2 separate regions of the Homo sapiens genome follow, and region 1 is linked to region 2. A link is a loop called in an ENCODE intact Hi-C map of the cell type or tissue named here. Cell type or tissue: endothelial cell of umbilical vein. All regions are shown on one strand.

Region 1 (8,000 bases), 64 kb after region 2:
TGATGGACAAGCAGACACGAATTCAACATGAGGTCTCTGCAATGCCGTCGCCAGGACAACTGCTCCATATGACCAGTGCCCTCTCATTTTTTGGAGCTAGTCTTTTCATAACATGTTTCAGGGTGCCTAATATACGTTATATTAGATATAATATATATTTCTATCATATATTTTTGCAATTTGCTGTATATATAACAGACACCAAATATAATATCAAGTACAATATCAAATATATTACATATCTATTGTATTACAAATTTTCAATTTGCTATATATTAGATATCCCAGTTATATATGTATATGAATGGCCCTCACTTGTAAGTGCTGGAACCGTGATTCACTCACTCTACTGCTATCGCCCAAAACGCACAATTCTCAGCACTGGCTGAACTTCCCATCACCTGAGATGCTTACAAAATAGTGGGTGCTGAGACCCCAATTCAAACCACTCTCAGTTGAGGTGCCCAGACACCCCAGGTTTTCATGAATGGCCAGGTGATTCTGACGTGCTAACAAGGTTGGGGACCACTGACACAAAGGGCTTTTCATGTGGGTGATTTACCTCATCTTCTGGGGGGTCCTTATATACTGCACTTGAAGACTCAATGAGGCTAAAAATATTAATTTTGAATAAATGGGCATATAACATTTTAAACTTACATTTCTATTATTGTCTTGACTTTCGAATGAGTCAGGGCTATCGTTAAGAAGAAGAAGGCTGGGCATGGTGGCTCATGCCTGTAATCCTAGCACTTTGGGAGGCCAAGACAGGAGGATTGCTTGAGTCCAGGAGTTCAAGACCAGCCTGGGCAACATAGTGAGACCTCATTTCTACAAAAAATAAAAAATTAGCTGGGTGTGGTGGCAACCAGCTGTGGTGAGCTATAATCCTGCCACTGCACTCCAGCCTGGGCGACAGAGTGAGAACTTCTCTCTCTAAAAAAAAGAAGAAGATAAAAAAGGAAGAATAAAGGAATGTAATTTAATAGACTTTTAATAACAAAGGAATTTTTAGTCACTACTTAAAACTGGAAGTCTATGGCGATCCTGGGCATGTGAGAGCATTAAGAGATTTGTGAGCTGTAGCTTCCAGTGTTACCTACCAGTTGGGGTCCAGACTTGAATGATGGGTGGGGAAGGAGCAGCAGGGCCTCTGGCCTTAGGTACAGTGACTCCCACTCCACACTGCTCCCCCATCCCTCTATTCCTCTTCCCTGTTTTTTGTCTTTCTTTTCTCCTTCATTTATCTTCTTTTGTTTTGGTATTCCTCCCATTCCTTTCCCCTTTTGCTTCCCATATTTTGATTTTTCTTCTTCCTCCACTTCTCCAGTCACTTTGTTTCTTTCTCACCATTATCCTTTCCCTTATTCAGTGTTTGGGTGTTCCCAAAACACCTGAATTACATAATATTTTAAATTATTAGTTGTATTTATTGAATGAGCTTGATACTCCCTGGTCTTAGATTTTAGGGTGGCAAGTTGAACATATCATCTAGTTTTCTTTAAAACAATAAATTTTAAATAAGCTACTTTTCACTAATAAGTTGGGAAATCATTTCTACTAAAGAAGAGAAAAGAAAACAAAACTCCTTTTTCCCCTTGCCAGATATTTCTGATAAAGGAAGATAAATGAGTACTATATTTTAAAGGCAGCCATTGCAAATGTGTTTCATGAAAAATAGGTGACATGCTACATGACATTGAAATGACTGCTAGCTTTATACATTAAAATGAGGAAAAAAAAGTTGGGAACACGATAACATCATTTCCTAAATGGTAGGAGGATTTCGAAGCAGGGAAATCAACAGACACACAAAGGTTATCACTGGCCACAAGCAGCTGTCAATAAATTCCAATCCTAAGAGAACACACTAACTCACGATGACTCAGTTGACCAAAAAGAAAACACAATAGTATCTACACAAGGCCTTGACCTTACTTCTTCATTTTGTCACTGTTTCTTCCGTCTGTAATGGGTTTCTTAATATTCAGTCAGTCTATGTCTACGATTTCTTAAGTATGAATCTAAAAATGCATTTCTTCCAAGAATTCGTCTTTGACTCCACCTCCTTTCTTTGAATGATTTCTTTTCTCAAGGTTTCCTTAGCCACCTACAATGTGCCAGGCTTTTTGGTCATGAATTTGCCAATATTATTTCTAATCCCTGCAACAATCGTACAATGCAGATATTAGTATACCATTTTGCAATTAAGGAAACTAAGCCTCAGAGAGTGTTAAATAACCTGTCTGTATCAATTAATACAGGTATAGTTGGTATTTAAATCTGCATGTTTAATTCCAATGACAGTATCCTTTCCACTTCCTCAAACTGTCTCCCTTTCGTTTCTTCCTAATGCCATCATACACCAATTATCTGTTATTATTTATTTATTTATTTATTTTGTTAGAGACAGGGTCTTACTGTGTCACCCAGGCCAGAGTGCAGTGGCGCCATCTCGGCTCACTGCAACCTCTACCTCCCAGGATTAAACAATAGTCCCACCTCAGCCTCCTGGGTAGCTGGGACTACAGGCATTTGCCACCATGCTTGCCTAATTTTTTTGATTTTTTGTAGAGATCAGGTCTCACTACGTTGCTCAGGCTGGTCTTGAACTCCCGGGCTCAAGTGATCCCCCCGTCTCAGCCTTCCAAGTGTTGGGATTACAGGCATGAGACACTGTGCCCAGCCCCCATCATAAACTAATTATGTTCTTTTACAGCAGCTTTACACACCCTTATTTTGTTTCCTCAATCAGACTAAAAGAGCAACAACAATAAAAAAAAATCTGGAAAATAATTCTCTGAAAATTCTGAGCAGTAGACATTGCTAGGTATTGTTAAGGAAAGTCAGTTACTTTGGGGGGCCAATTATCTCCTCCTAGTTCATATCTACCAAGCCAAAAGTTCCCTATAGGAAAGCTCATTAGCGCAGAGGAATGAATAAGAATTAAGTGTGTGTCTCTCACCTTCTACCAAGGGAAATATATAATTCTGGAGAATTTTATTCTCGCAAAAACAGTATTCACTGTCTTGTAACCAATGTCTCCCTTAAAACAAGAAAGCCCTGCAGAGAGTTGCAGATGTGGCATGGAATTACAAGCAACTTCATTCTGGAACCCATGCTGGTACAGACACAGCCTAAGACTGCATCCTTTTAAAGGCATTATTTCATATTGCTGAGGCTTCAAACATCACTTGGAACCCTATGAAGTCATGTGGTCCCAGTTCTGTATTTATATAATATGAAATGGCAGATTTACATTTATTCCTGTGTAATTTCAACCAGTGATTTTGGCCCATTGACCCATGCTGTTGAAATCTTTAAATATTCTCAGTCTGTCTGTCAACCAGTACACTTGCTCTCTTCCTATGAAGCATCCCTTCCAGATGTCTTGCCCCTCCTCCCATGTTCCTTAGTCTCTATTTGAACACACATCTGTTCTTGTTTGCTAGATCATAAACTGTATGAGGACAAGACTTAAGTCTGTCTTGTTCATTACTGGATCCTGGCATTTATCATAGGGCATGGCATGGTGTAGAAGCTCACTATGCTTTGAATAAGTGAAAGCATAGAAGGAGGGGAGAAATGGGAATAGGATAAGGAAGGGAAGGGAAGGGAGACGTTATAGGTAGAGGAAGAAGAGAGAACAAGATAAGATCAAGGAACAGCAACACATATAGTGTAGAATCTAAGATGCCTGAGTTGTAAGTTATTTAACTCTCTGAGGCTCATGTTTTTATTTATAAAATATCATCACATCAACCTCACAGGATTTTTGTGAGCATGGGGGGAGATGATGCTGCACAAACATCTGGTCTACAGGAGGTAGGACCCACTGAGGTTGACAGGCCGCCTGGGATTCTTTCACTTTCAAGCCTGCCAGGATGATCAAATGACAAGATTCTGTGGCTCTGAGCCATTTTTGGGCTGCTGAAGGAAGTATCTGGGCCTTATGCTCGCTGCATTGCCCCTCTTTCCAAGTGAATCACTTCATTAAAATGAAAGGTTTACTAAAACAGTCTGCCAGGTTAGGATGATTCATTCCCCAGCTGTGGCCATCATCAGAAAACCATGTGCATTCAGTACAGTTATCAAGCCTGAATAGCCACTAATTTGCAGAGCTTTTGGTCTCAGTGTCATTTATTTTTGTATTTTAAAAGAGGAAGTGCACAAGACATCATTATGTCAGTCCCACATAAGAGGCTGGTAGACTCTTAGTAAGTGGATGCACATGTTTGCATTTCCAAAAGCTTCTCTTTTCATCAAAAGAAAATACATATGTCTAATTGGCTGTTTGTGTAAAGTATGGGCATATCTATATGTTGGGTTAGTTCCTCCCTTGATGGTAAGCTATAATGAAATACATTTTTAATGTTAGATGGGGATTTTAGAAGTCTACTCTGCAAACCTCAGATTTACCACCCTATTTAGCTTGTCAAGTAAGGCTGCTACTTACATTAAATGAGTAACACCTAATCCTGAACACAATTTCAAAGTAAATTCCCTTCCTTTCCAAAACAGACAAACTAGCAAAACCTTACTTCTTCAGAGTTCTGGTAAAGGCTGAAAATCAAAACGATAAGCTTTATTCATCCTAAAAGGCTAAAGATATAAAATAGATATAAAAATAATCACACGTTAAATAAGATACTCCTATCATTACTACATTAAATATTTCCTACATGATAAATGGCCCTCTGGCACTAAAAAGGAAAGACCATCATCTTCTAATTCAATTTATTCTGGTTATGTATATGATGTATCCAAAATTGTGAGCAGCTTTTACAGCTCAGAGGCTGCCCTTTATTTGGAACTCCCTGCCTTTAATCCCTCTCCGGTTGCCACACTCCTACGTCCTGCCTATTTTTGACAACATGGAGAGGAGAACATGGTGAGGCTGGGATGGCCCAAGGGCCTCAAGAGGCTGCCCTGGGAGCAGTGATAACAGAGTGCTAGATGTTCCATTTACAATACTGAAATAGCTGCACAACAGCCCTCTGTCATTTGTTTCTAACCACAGTGAGTGACGGAGAAGATTTTCACTCTATGGGCCATATTCAGGTCCCTCCCTTCCGCATACTTTCAAATGGACTAAACAACCAGTTTCAGCTTTGAACAGTTCTCACTTTATCAATCCCAATCTTTAAGATCTACACATGCAGGGCTTCCAACATAATGTTGAAGCCGTCAGAGGGAAACCAATTTTGTCACTATCAATAGTATTGACCCAGCAGGTATGTGTTTCACTTGAATTACGGAAGAATTGCTCGAAATCACACAATTGAAGACTGATCCAGGAGAATGTTTGCTTAGATATTTTTCTAACTTTTCCCACATCAAATCATTTAGCAAGATTTGTATCTGAAAGTACTTTTCCAATAAAATTGGATTTGACGCAAGTTGCAGAAGTTTTACAGTGCCAGTAGGTGGTACGACGAGGGTTGTAAAGGATGAAAATGTGTTGCCTTTGCCTGAGAATGTTAGAGAGCTGGTGGGTTAAAGAAGACAGTGAGCACATCACCCACCAAGCGAGCTTCCCTAAGGTACTGACCTTGGGCCCATGTCACAGATGATCTGACCCAGTCATTTTCCGTTTTTTGGATTATTTTAGGGACATATAAAAAGGTCACCACCAAACAATTTTCCCATGATACTTAGATCCTAGTATCATGTGGTATTTCCATGAACCAGAAAAGAGCCCTAACTTTATGCCTCCAGAACACCATGTGTGTTCTTTGCCTACCATCATTGTAGTCCTGCTAAAAGGATAGTTTTTATGGTCTTAAGGCAATGACTATGGACAGCCAGACTTCCTAAAAGACTTCTTAGACCTCGGTAGAAAGACAGGTGCTGTATTCCTCCTTTGAACATGGATTTGTGATGTGATGTTCACTATTCTTGCCCTTGAGTTCAAATTCTGGCAATTAAGAATAGGTGTTAACACACAGACCATTTTAAAAGCTACATTAAGCCAATGGACAGCGTAAACATGCCTGGAAATAATATATGCAGTACATGCTTCATCCAGGAAAAACACAATTACCCCAAAGAACACAATTATCCACACAGAACTTAAGTTGAGCACTAAATGAAGGTTCCACCTACAACAAGGGCCGCAGCGTGTATTTATAAGATGAAGCATGCTGTTGGGCTCTAGCTGCAGCACTGCTGGGTGAGGGGGACCTCCTTGTGAAGGCCGAGGCTGCCGGTCAGTGATGAGGGCAGGGATGCCTTCTCGGCCACCTCTGCTGACAGCTGTACAGCTGTGTCTGCTTCATGTGGCCCCCGAGACCACGGTGACCCCCTTCAATGTATGGCGTTGATTCTACTGATTTATGTCAAGGGTAGCTCTGATTTATAAGCGTATCATCAAAGCCTGAAATTGAACTTTCAAAATAGTACGATCTAAAGATGATGCCTAGACTGAACGGGATAAAAATAAAGGCCTCTCTTGAACGGATACAAATTTGATGAGCAATGAACAAAACATAAATGAAGGTTTTTCAACAGGCCTGCCACAGACCATGGGGGAACACCCTGTCCAGGTGTGCTGTCAATTGGTGATCAAATTGTAAAATGTATTAGTGCTGCAATTGAATATATGCACTATTGGGATGCACAGTCTGACACACACAGGGTGATCAGCCATCCCGCTTTGCCTGGAGTGATCCTCATTTTAACACTGAAAGCCTAATGTCTCTGGAAACTATTGAATCTCAGACAAAGTGGGCTGGTTGGTCCCCAGCAGATAGGACACTAGGCTGATGGGGTAGTGGGTGGCAAAGCGGACTGAGGTCAGAGGCACAGCATGAGGTCAAGTCAGCGGCAAAGAGGATAATTTGTACACCTCAACAGAGTGGATATGCCAAGGGGTAGTCAGGACAATAGGCTTAACAGTGTTGGAGAGAGAACACGTGCGTGTGACACAGGTGAGCACCTTTACAGGCTCTGTGAGACAGTGTCACTGTGCTGAGTTGTCATTATTGCTGATTTGTTGAGTATTGTTTTAGGCCTCTCAATCCCTTCATAGCTGTTGCCTATATTCTAGCATTTGAAAGTATTCTGTTGATATGGGCAGGAGGCAGGGAAATATTGGATACCAGGGGGTGATTCCCCGACAAAGGCCCTACCATCAAGCCTGAAGACCCACAGCCCTAAGTGGGAACAGCATTTCTGTTTTCATGTCCTTTTGGCCTGCCATGCCCCCCTATCCTGTACCCATATAAATCCCGAAACCCAGGCTCCAGAAGCAGACCTGTAGGTGAGGAGACAAGCACACGAACTGTGGAATGACGTGGCAGAGAAAGAGAGAAGAGGAGGGATGTCTGAATGCTGAGATGAGTTTGGCTGGGGGTGGTCAGAGAGGAGTTTGGCTGCTGGACGGCCAGGCTTCAAGGGAAGATCGTGTTCCCACTCCAACCCCTCTTTGGCTCCCCATCCATCCCACTGAGAGCCACCTCCATCACTCAGTAAAACTCCCACATTCATCCTTTAAGTCTGTGTGTGACTTGATTCTTCCAGGATGCTGGACAAGAGCTCAGGATACAGAAAGCTGTCACACTGGCCCTCTGCCCTTGAGAAAAGGCAGAGGGTCCACTGAGCTGGATAACACTCACACTATCTGCGGACAGCAGGGCTAAAAGGGCACACTGTAACACACGACAACTTGGGCTCCTATACCTGTCCATCTGTGTGCTCCCCCCCCCCTCAGAGGCTTGATCAGGTTCAGAGACCGAGCAGGTGAGCCACACCCTTGTTGCACATCCTACGAGGGGGACCAGGGAACTCTCCCGTTTCACTGTGAATACAACAAAGTTGAAAGCCTCATACAGATGTGTAAGCTGATGTGTGTATCATTCATACTACTCAGAGGGACCCCAGTGTCACAACCCTTCTTGGCTTATGGTAAGAGATGGATAAATCCTCACCTTTAGGATGCTGAGAGGGACTTTCACTATTATTATCAAAGCTAAGAAAAATATTTATCCAGGCCCACCCTC
Region 2 (8,000 bases):
ACATGCTGAATTAAGGAGGAGCTGAGAGTGACTTTCTTGCTCTGCATAAATCTCAAGCCAGAGTGGACTGCAGCCCATTGATTTATTCCCTGCAAAGGACTTGCACGTTGCTGCTGGTCAAAGATCTTTGGCAAAGGAAACTTCTGCCCCCTGAAAAAGCTCTCCTGCTCTCTTTTTTCTCTCTTGGTCTGATGTAAAGAGGCTGAAGGGCACATGCCAGGCTTTCATAGCTTTCTGTTCCACTCTGTTTGAGAAGTCTGATGCTACTATTGCTGGGGCTGTGGTTGGGCTGAGTGCCAGACCCCAGCCTTAATCAATAACAAGAAATCTCATGAAGCTTAGAGGTCTTCCAAATGTGGGTTTGGAATAGTGCTGGGAAGTCAGATTTGGTGAGGGGAGTCATCTCCAATCTGGAGGAACTTGGAGAAGGAGGGCAGTTCCGGTGATGAACAAAGGATTAGGTCACCTTATGAGCAGGAATGAGGCCTGGTCCAGTCAGGACCACCCAAAATCTCCCTGAATATGCCCTGGAGGAAACCCAATTCCCCCAGGCTGCCCCATTCACACCTCCAAGGGAATCATCCAGCCAGTCCAAGAAGGCATTCCTGGGGAATTGGAGATGTGGGGATGCTTTTAATTGCAGTTCAGTAATGCCTCCTTTCCCTTGAAATGTAACCACATTCAGCTATGACTACGCTGGTTCTCAGGAGCAGAGGAAAAATATATGATGTAATGGGATGAGTTTTTTGGGGCACTGAACTAGTCGGGCCTGCCTATAAAGCCTTTCTCTCTACTTTAAACTTCTCCTTCCTGAAGGTGTAGCTTGTTGGACACCTCCTCCAACAAACCTTTCCTGAACCCTTCTGATAATTATAGCCACCTCCACTCTATGATCTCTGGCCATCTTGAATTCTTACTTGTCCTGTTAGATGTAACTGTGACTTCTGTCTCTTTTAGAGTTACAGTGTGAGCTCAGTGAATTTGAAAACAGTAGGGACAGGTCTGTGGTGGTTGGGGTTGCCATGGCTGTTGTTAAGAATGAAGATACAAACAAGCTTGTATATGGGCACGGCTGCTGCTGCTGCTGCTGATGGTTGATGGCCGTTGTTGATTTTCAGAGAAAGAAAAGTGGATTCTGAAATGGATGTCTCTAGTGGATAAAGTAAAGGTGGGAACAGATAAGGGGAAAGAGACAGTAAGTTGGAATTTTAAAAAAATCTTTCAGAGAGGAAGGTGGCCATGGGGAGCTGGCTGAGTGTGGGTTTACTCTATGGGTCCCTGAGCAAGTCTCATTACATCTCAAAGCCTCAGTTTCCTCACTGCAAAATGTGCACAACATTATATATACTCTTCTGAGTCATTGTAAGGATGTGAGAAACTCCAGAACAAGGAAGAGCATTTAGTTTACTGCTGCAATCCTGGTCTCTGTCACAGGGATTTGAACTTGACGTTATGTTCACATTTGTTAAAATGAATTATGTAATTTGACACAGAGCAGGCACTTAAAAATTGGAGCTATTATTATTAACCGAAATGAATACTTTTCACAATTTCCACTGATGTACCCAAATGGGAGAAGAAAATAAACAGATACTTCCAATGGATTTATTTATTTCCTCCTATGTGTAGTTGGAATATAACATGCCCATACTTCTTTTAATGCAACAAAGCTTTCCTTCAAATTTGAGGAAAATCTATGCTCCAAGAAAATGCACTGTCCTGTAGCTTCTAAACACTCTTGGCCATGCTGCCTTGCTGAAGAGGCTCAGGTGTAAATTTAAAAGATAAATCTCATTTTCAGAGAGATGATCTATTTATTTTCAACAGCAGCCTCCATGTATGCCAGAAAATGTGGGGTTCAGGTAAATTCTGACTGCACTCTAGACATTTATGATGGACCCAGGTATCTGCCCTTAAAGAACTGAGACACACGCACACAGGCCATCAGTGGCTGATGTTGGCTAAGCTTAAGATCACGGGATGAAGGAAGAATCTCTGCTCAGCAACACGAAGTGCTGGAAAATAAAGACTTTCTTGTATATGTTTCCATAAAATAGCAGGACATCTTATGTTTTGAAGGCAATTTATGCATTTTTTTAGGAGTGCTACCAACATCATGCAAAGATAACTTCAGAGACAAAACCCAAGTCTGATCACTGTCTCCTTCGCTTAGAATTCTCCATGGTTCTCAAATCTCTCCAAAGAAAAATCCAAATTTCCGAGGACACTATGAAATTCTTAAGCTCAGCCTGGGTCCCTGATATTCTTCTGTGTCTCAACTGCCCACATCCCTGATAGTTGGCAATGGTGCTAAACAACTCAAAGTTTCCTAAAATCGACCCTCCAACTCCCATCCTCTGTTCCCTATAGGCAATTTTCCCACTGTCTAGAATGACATTCTTCTTCTGCTTTATGTGACTAGTCAATTCTTTTCCTCTTTGCCTCTCTGATTCCCAGCTCTAGTTTTATCTTTCCGCCATGTCCTTCCAGACCACCTGACCACTGCCACTGAGGCCATGCAAGGCTAAGTAACAAGTTCACAAAGGTCTATCCTTTGTACCCACATGCCCTTCTGATCCAGCACTTACCCCGGCGCTGGAATGTGTGGTTCACTCTGCTTTTCTGTTTCCCACCACAGACAGTGTCTTTGCATTCTCTGCACCAGCGCAGCACCAAGCACCACAAAGGGGCCTGGTTAACGTTTGCATGGAGAACTGAGGAGGGTTCCAGCATGGAGGTTCAAAGAAATTCAGAGCAAGGAGCAGATGATAGTCCTCTCTCATGTTTCCGGTTGCTAACAGTGGAGAGGAACCTCACTGCTCCCCAGTGACCTGCGAAGCCTCAGCTGAGATTCCAAGCCTCCACACTTCCTTTCCTCATTGTTTTCATTCCCATTAAAAAGGAACACCAAAGATTTGCATCACAGCCTTAAAATAAAGTCCCAGAGAAAAGGATTCTGTTTGGAATAGAAAGAACCACACACTTTCTAATGAATCAAACCCCTAAAGAGGACTAAAATGTAAGGTGGGGTATGTTCCACTCATTCACATTCTCAACAGAGTCTTTTAGTAGCGAACAGAACTCTCCTCTCGTAAAGAAACAGTGCGATTTCTATCATAATTCCAGTGGTTAATCTTTTGCTTGAAATTTCCAAATATTTTCTTACATGCCCTTTAAGACCATAAATACAGTTTTAAAACATTCCACAGTTGACTAAAAGCAGCAAAGATGATGATTCTAAGAGACTTCCTTCCTTTTCCTCGGTACGAAAACTATCCTCATTGTATAATGCAGGTACTAAGGTTCGTGATCTCTTTTAAGCTTTATGGTACTTCTTTTTTCTGTGGAGTGTGGCTTTTATTTACATCCTAAAGAGTATGTCATTAATTATCCACTTCATTATCTCACTTATGTCCTAACACAATAATGAAATCAGCAAATTGAGAGTATTTGAGATTAACAATCTCAAAATAGCAAAACAAAATGAAACAAAAAAAACCCTTGTTTACTAAATTCTAGGTTTTAAAAATTATCTTTGGTATAATGGCTTCTATTAGCACAATCCAGACACCACCAAACTACCTGTTAAATCTGCCAGAAAGCCCCGCGTTCCTAGGCTTGCAAAGAAAATGGGTGGGAAGTAGTTCACAGCAACGCTCTTAAGTGCTTGTGTAGGAGAGTGGAGGAGTACCACTAATGCTGATGTCATTGTCGTTTCTGAAATTCCTGCCCTGATCACTCTCCCATCTGGGCTACTTTTCTAATCTGGAATTTTCTCTCCCTTCTTTCTCTCACTACCCAGACACCTGACCCCCAAGGAATCATTGAGTCACTTCCTGTCCTCTAACCTTGTGGCTTAACTTCCGTTTCTGTTTAAGAGCATTGACCTGGGGGATGTGAAGAGAATGACAGAGGGAGAGGGTTGCCGGGAAGGCAGGGAAAGAGGGGGAAGGGTCCCGCTCTATCGGGGTCAGACAAGGAGTTGCTGAGAACTGCCCACTTTTGATTTTTTTGAGATAATCATTGCTGTCACAGTCATGATCTGAATTGTGCATTAGTTAATACTTGATTTACCTCCAGAATCTGCTCATGGACTTTCTACTGCTTATCTGCAACTTCAGAAAGGGTGGAGAGTGAAAGAAATAAAAAGCAAATTCATCAGTCTTACATTTATGAAAAGTCTGATTGGGCAAACCTGAGACCTGTTCAGAAGAAAGGGCTTGGAAGGGCATGCATTTTACTGAGACTTCTATCTTTATTTGTCACTAACCATTCATTCATTAAATGTAGTGCATGAGTCTTAGCTTTCCAGATCAGTTTTTAATAAAAGGATATTTTTACTATGGTAAAAAAAAAATTAAATGAAGCATCTTTTTTTTAAAAGAAAAAAATTTATTTATTTATTTTGTTTGTGAGATGGTCTTGATCTGTCACCCAGGCTGGACTGCAGTGGCATGATCTCAGCTCACTGTAACCTCCGCCTCCCAGGTTCAAATGATTCTCGTGCCTCAGCCTCTCAAGTAGCTGGGATTACAGACCTGTGCCACCACACCCAGCTAATTTTTGTATTTTTTAGTAGAGACAGGGTTTTGCTATGTTGGCTAGCCTGGTCTCAAACTCCTGACCTCAAGTGATCTGCCCACCTCGGCCCTCCCAAAGTGCTGGGATTATAGACATGAGCCACTGCGCCCAACCTAAACGAAGCATCTTTAAATAATGTTGTGGCAAAACCCGGCTGACTATGGGATAGACCTTTGAGTGGACTCTGATTCTAGCCTTCCTGGTTGCTGGGCCATGGGAAAGAGCACTGGCCAAAGGCAGGTGGGTGAATCTGCCATGTGACCTGCCACCGGCTCTCCTTCTTTAGCCACAGCAGATGTTCCAGTGCCCAGGTGACCTAGAAGCTTCATGTGGAGGTGATGGAACTTCAGTAGGCCTGGAAGTGATGCAGTATCTTCTGCCCTCAATGTGAGTAGGAAACAAACATTTAGTTGGTTACCATGATAAACACTTTAGGGACAGGAACCTCAACCTTCTTTAACCCCCAGTGGCCACATATGCCTGGAAAACAGTAGGTGTATGGCCTATATTTATGGGAATAGTGAACATTGAATGAGTCATACAACAAAAATTAAAATGGACACAGAGAGTTAATTCTGAGAAAAATTTCTGGTTATGATCTGCTGCTACACACACACACCCACCCACCCACATGCACACATACTCAACTTCACTGTAAATATCACTCACAAACTCTTTTGTCTTTTATGTCCATTTTTGTTTTCATGGAAACCATCCAACTTTCAATACTCACCACACTAAGATAGTGAAACAGCTTCTTTTGAAGAGGATTCAATTTTCTCCCCGAAATAACTATTTCAATTGACTGAATAGGTTTGTTTCACTGTTCGTCACTTCTAGAAAATGAAATGCATTGAAAAAGCAGTTTGGAGTGATCTAGACTTTAATATCAGATCCTCTGAGCAGGTACTGACCAGATGGGTACAATTTCCTGGCTCTGTGCTTTCTTCATAAAGAATCTGTCAGATTAGTTGGTGAAAATGACAAACGAAAAGACACTTTGCCTTAATAACAAAACCCATGAAATCCCTTAGACTTTTGTAATTATTTTCCGGCTAACTTTGCTTTCTAGGCTTAAGCTGTGAAGTGACATTTGGTGTTTCCTTTTTAAACTAATTGTTATTGCTTATTAGAGCAGACATTTAGTGTCTGTCAGGTATAAGTCAATGACTCTCACACTTTGTATTTATGCTTTTCTTTTGTCATTTAGAAATGTTTTATTTTGTTTCTTTTAATTGCTTAAAAGTAGTGTCATGAATAGCTCGATGCTTCATATAAAACCATAAGGAAGAACTACAAACAAAGCTTTTTTTATTACTTTAATATTTTTTGAGAGGTGATAGAAAGCATGTTTATAATTTGGTTAGAATCTCCAAAGTGGCTGTATCTTTTAAAACTAGTATTTAATGGCTAGATATAACCAACTTTCAGTTATAAGAAAGAAGGAAAGGAGGAAGTGGGAATGGCAGGAAGGAAGTCAGGAAAAGAAGCAGGAGGGCAGGAAGGGAACGACAAACCAGAGAGTCCCTTCCCTTTCCTCCTGCTTTCCCTCCTTCCTCCTTTCGGAGGAAGGAGGGAAAGCAGGAGGAAAGGGAAGGGACTCTCTGGTTTGTCGTCCTTTCAAAATTCCTAAACAAATTCAGTCCTTCCGATGGCACTTTCATAGGCTAGCAGGAGTACTTCTGGACACTTCTAGCTGGTCATCTTGCTGCTGTGTATGAACCTCCCTCCCACAAAGAAGGAACCTGTTTGTGTGCCCTTCCTGTTCTATATGGGTGCCCTTGCTGTGGGACAGGGCCCAGTTCACAGCTATTTCGCTAATCAGAAACTTCAACGCCTTTCTCAATTTCATCTAAGTACAGTTTTCTGCTTGACTCAGTTACTCTCTCATGTACAAAATGGTCCTCTGCCCCGTGTCCTCCCTGTGTTCATCCTTGCCCGGGTGATCCCAGTTTCTAGCAGGAGTTCAGCAGAAGTCACTGATTGAAATGTACCACCTGAAACAGCATCTTACTTTCAACTGCAACCCACTCTAAGCCATTTTATATACTATTGTAAAAATGATGATCCCAAACTTAACTCTAGATTTATGTTATTTTAAAATTTAGCTTCCTGATCCCCTTTTGGGACAAAACAACTTTCTCATTATACTAGATACCCTATAATCACCCAGGAAGTTCACATTAATTGATGACTAAATATTTGGCTAAAGGTCTATCATGGCTAGTGAATACCAATTTGGGCTTTATTTTACCCTAAATCTGGTTTAGTTAAAAATATTTTAAGGATAGGCTGGGTGTGATGGCTCATGCCTGTAATCCCAGCACTTTGGAAGGCCAATGAGGAAGGGTCACTTAAGGCCAGGAGTTCAAGAACACAATGAAACTCTGTCTCTACAAAAAAAAATGAAAAGAATTTAGCCCGGATGTGGCTTCAGTTACTTGGGAGGCTGAAGTGGGAGGATTGTTTGAGCCCGGGAGGTAGAGGCTGCAGTAAGCTATGATCCTATCACTGTACTCCAGCCAGGGTCACAGAGAAAGACCCTGTCTCAAAAAAAATAATAAAATATATTTTAAGGATTTCCTGAGCCAGGCATGAAAACAAAACCCCAAGGGTTTTTAAGCATGTGGTTCTTAACACCACCACCATGAGAGATGAAAAATAAATGATGTACTGTTGGAATACTGCACCCATTTCGTTTTCTTTTCTTTTCTTTTCTTTTTTTTTTTTTTTTGAGACCAAGTCTCACTCTATTGCCTAGGCTGGAGTGCAATGGCACAATCTTGGCTCACTGCAACCTCCGCCTCCAGGGTTCAAGCGATTCTTCTGCCTCAGCTTCCTGAGTTGCTGGGATTACAGGCACATACCACCACGCCTGGCTAATTTTTGTATTTTAGCAGAGATGGAGTTTTACCATGTTGGCCAGGCTAGTCTCGAACTCCTGACCTTGTGATCCACCGGCCTTGGCCTCCCAAAGTGCTGGGATTACAGGCATGAGCCACCGTACCCGGCCACTACACCCGTTTATTAAAGTACTGAATATAAATTACACAGTCTTAAAAATACCAGCATTCAAAAAAAACCCAAAATATCAGCTTTCAAAAATACAAAAACAAAATACCAAGTATTACTGCAATGCCTTATTATACTCATTTCCAAAAAGATGTTGGGATTTTGTAAACAATTTACAAGGTATGTTTATTTTAATAAGTTACGACATAAACAATTACTAAAGTAAGGTCATGTCAAAAACTATATACGCGGTTTTCAGCTTTTTAAGTGTATTTTTCTTTGGGAAGCTTTTATGATTGGCCCACTATGGATTATTAGATGGTAAGTTAACTAACTTCTGAATGCTTTTAATTTAATTTTTAAAAAACGATTTAATACTTGGCTGGTCACAGACCCCATCTATTATT

The links. Peaks named below come from ENCODE experiments on the same cell type or tissue, not always from the same donor. Only the 100,000 strongest peaks of a DNase experiment are listed, where the experiment ranks them.
Region 1: a loop joins it to region 2, with 3 times the contacts of the local background. A loop is called at or near these places in 2 of 110 quality-filtered maps.

What each region holds. Positions count from the first base shown.
Region 1 is chr13:33,247,402-33,255,401 of GRCh38, forward strand. The region is part of intron 1 of STARD13 (StAR related lipid transfer domain containing 13); the gene reads right to left. Among named protein-coding and RNA genes, the nearest start is that of STARD13-AS, 26 kb to the right of the region's middle. RefSeq lists an enhancer at 3,776-3,985. In endothelial cell of umbilical vein, no CTCF peak of the experiment used is centred here; DNase peaks (open chromatin) are centred at 1,860 and 3,980; H3K27ac peaks cover 4,377 bases.
Region 2 is chr13:33,183,290-33,191,289 of GRCh38, forward strand. All of the region lies in intron 1 of STARD13 (StAR related lipid transfer domain containing 13), which reads right to left. Among named protein-coding and RNA genes, the nearest start is that of STARD13-AS, 90 kb to the right of the region's middle. RefSeq lists enhancers at 954-1,043, 2,625-3,824, 4,918-5,067. In endothelial cell of umbilical vein, no CTCF peak of the experiment used is centred here; DNase peaks (open chromatin) are centred at 2,782, 3,802, 5,072 and 5,122; H3K27ac peaks cover 4,006 bases.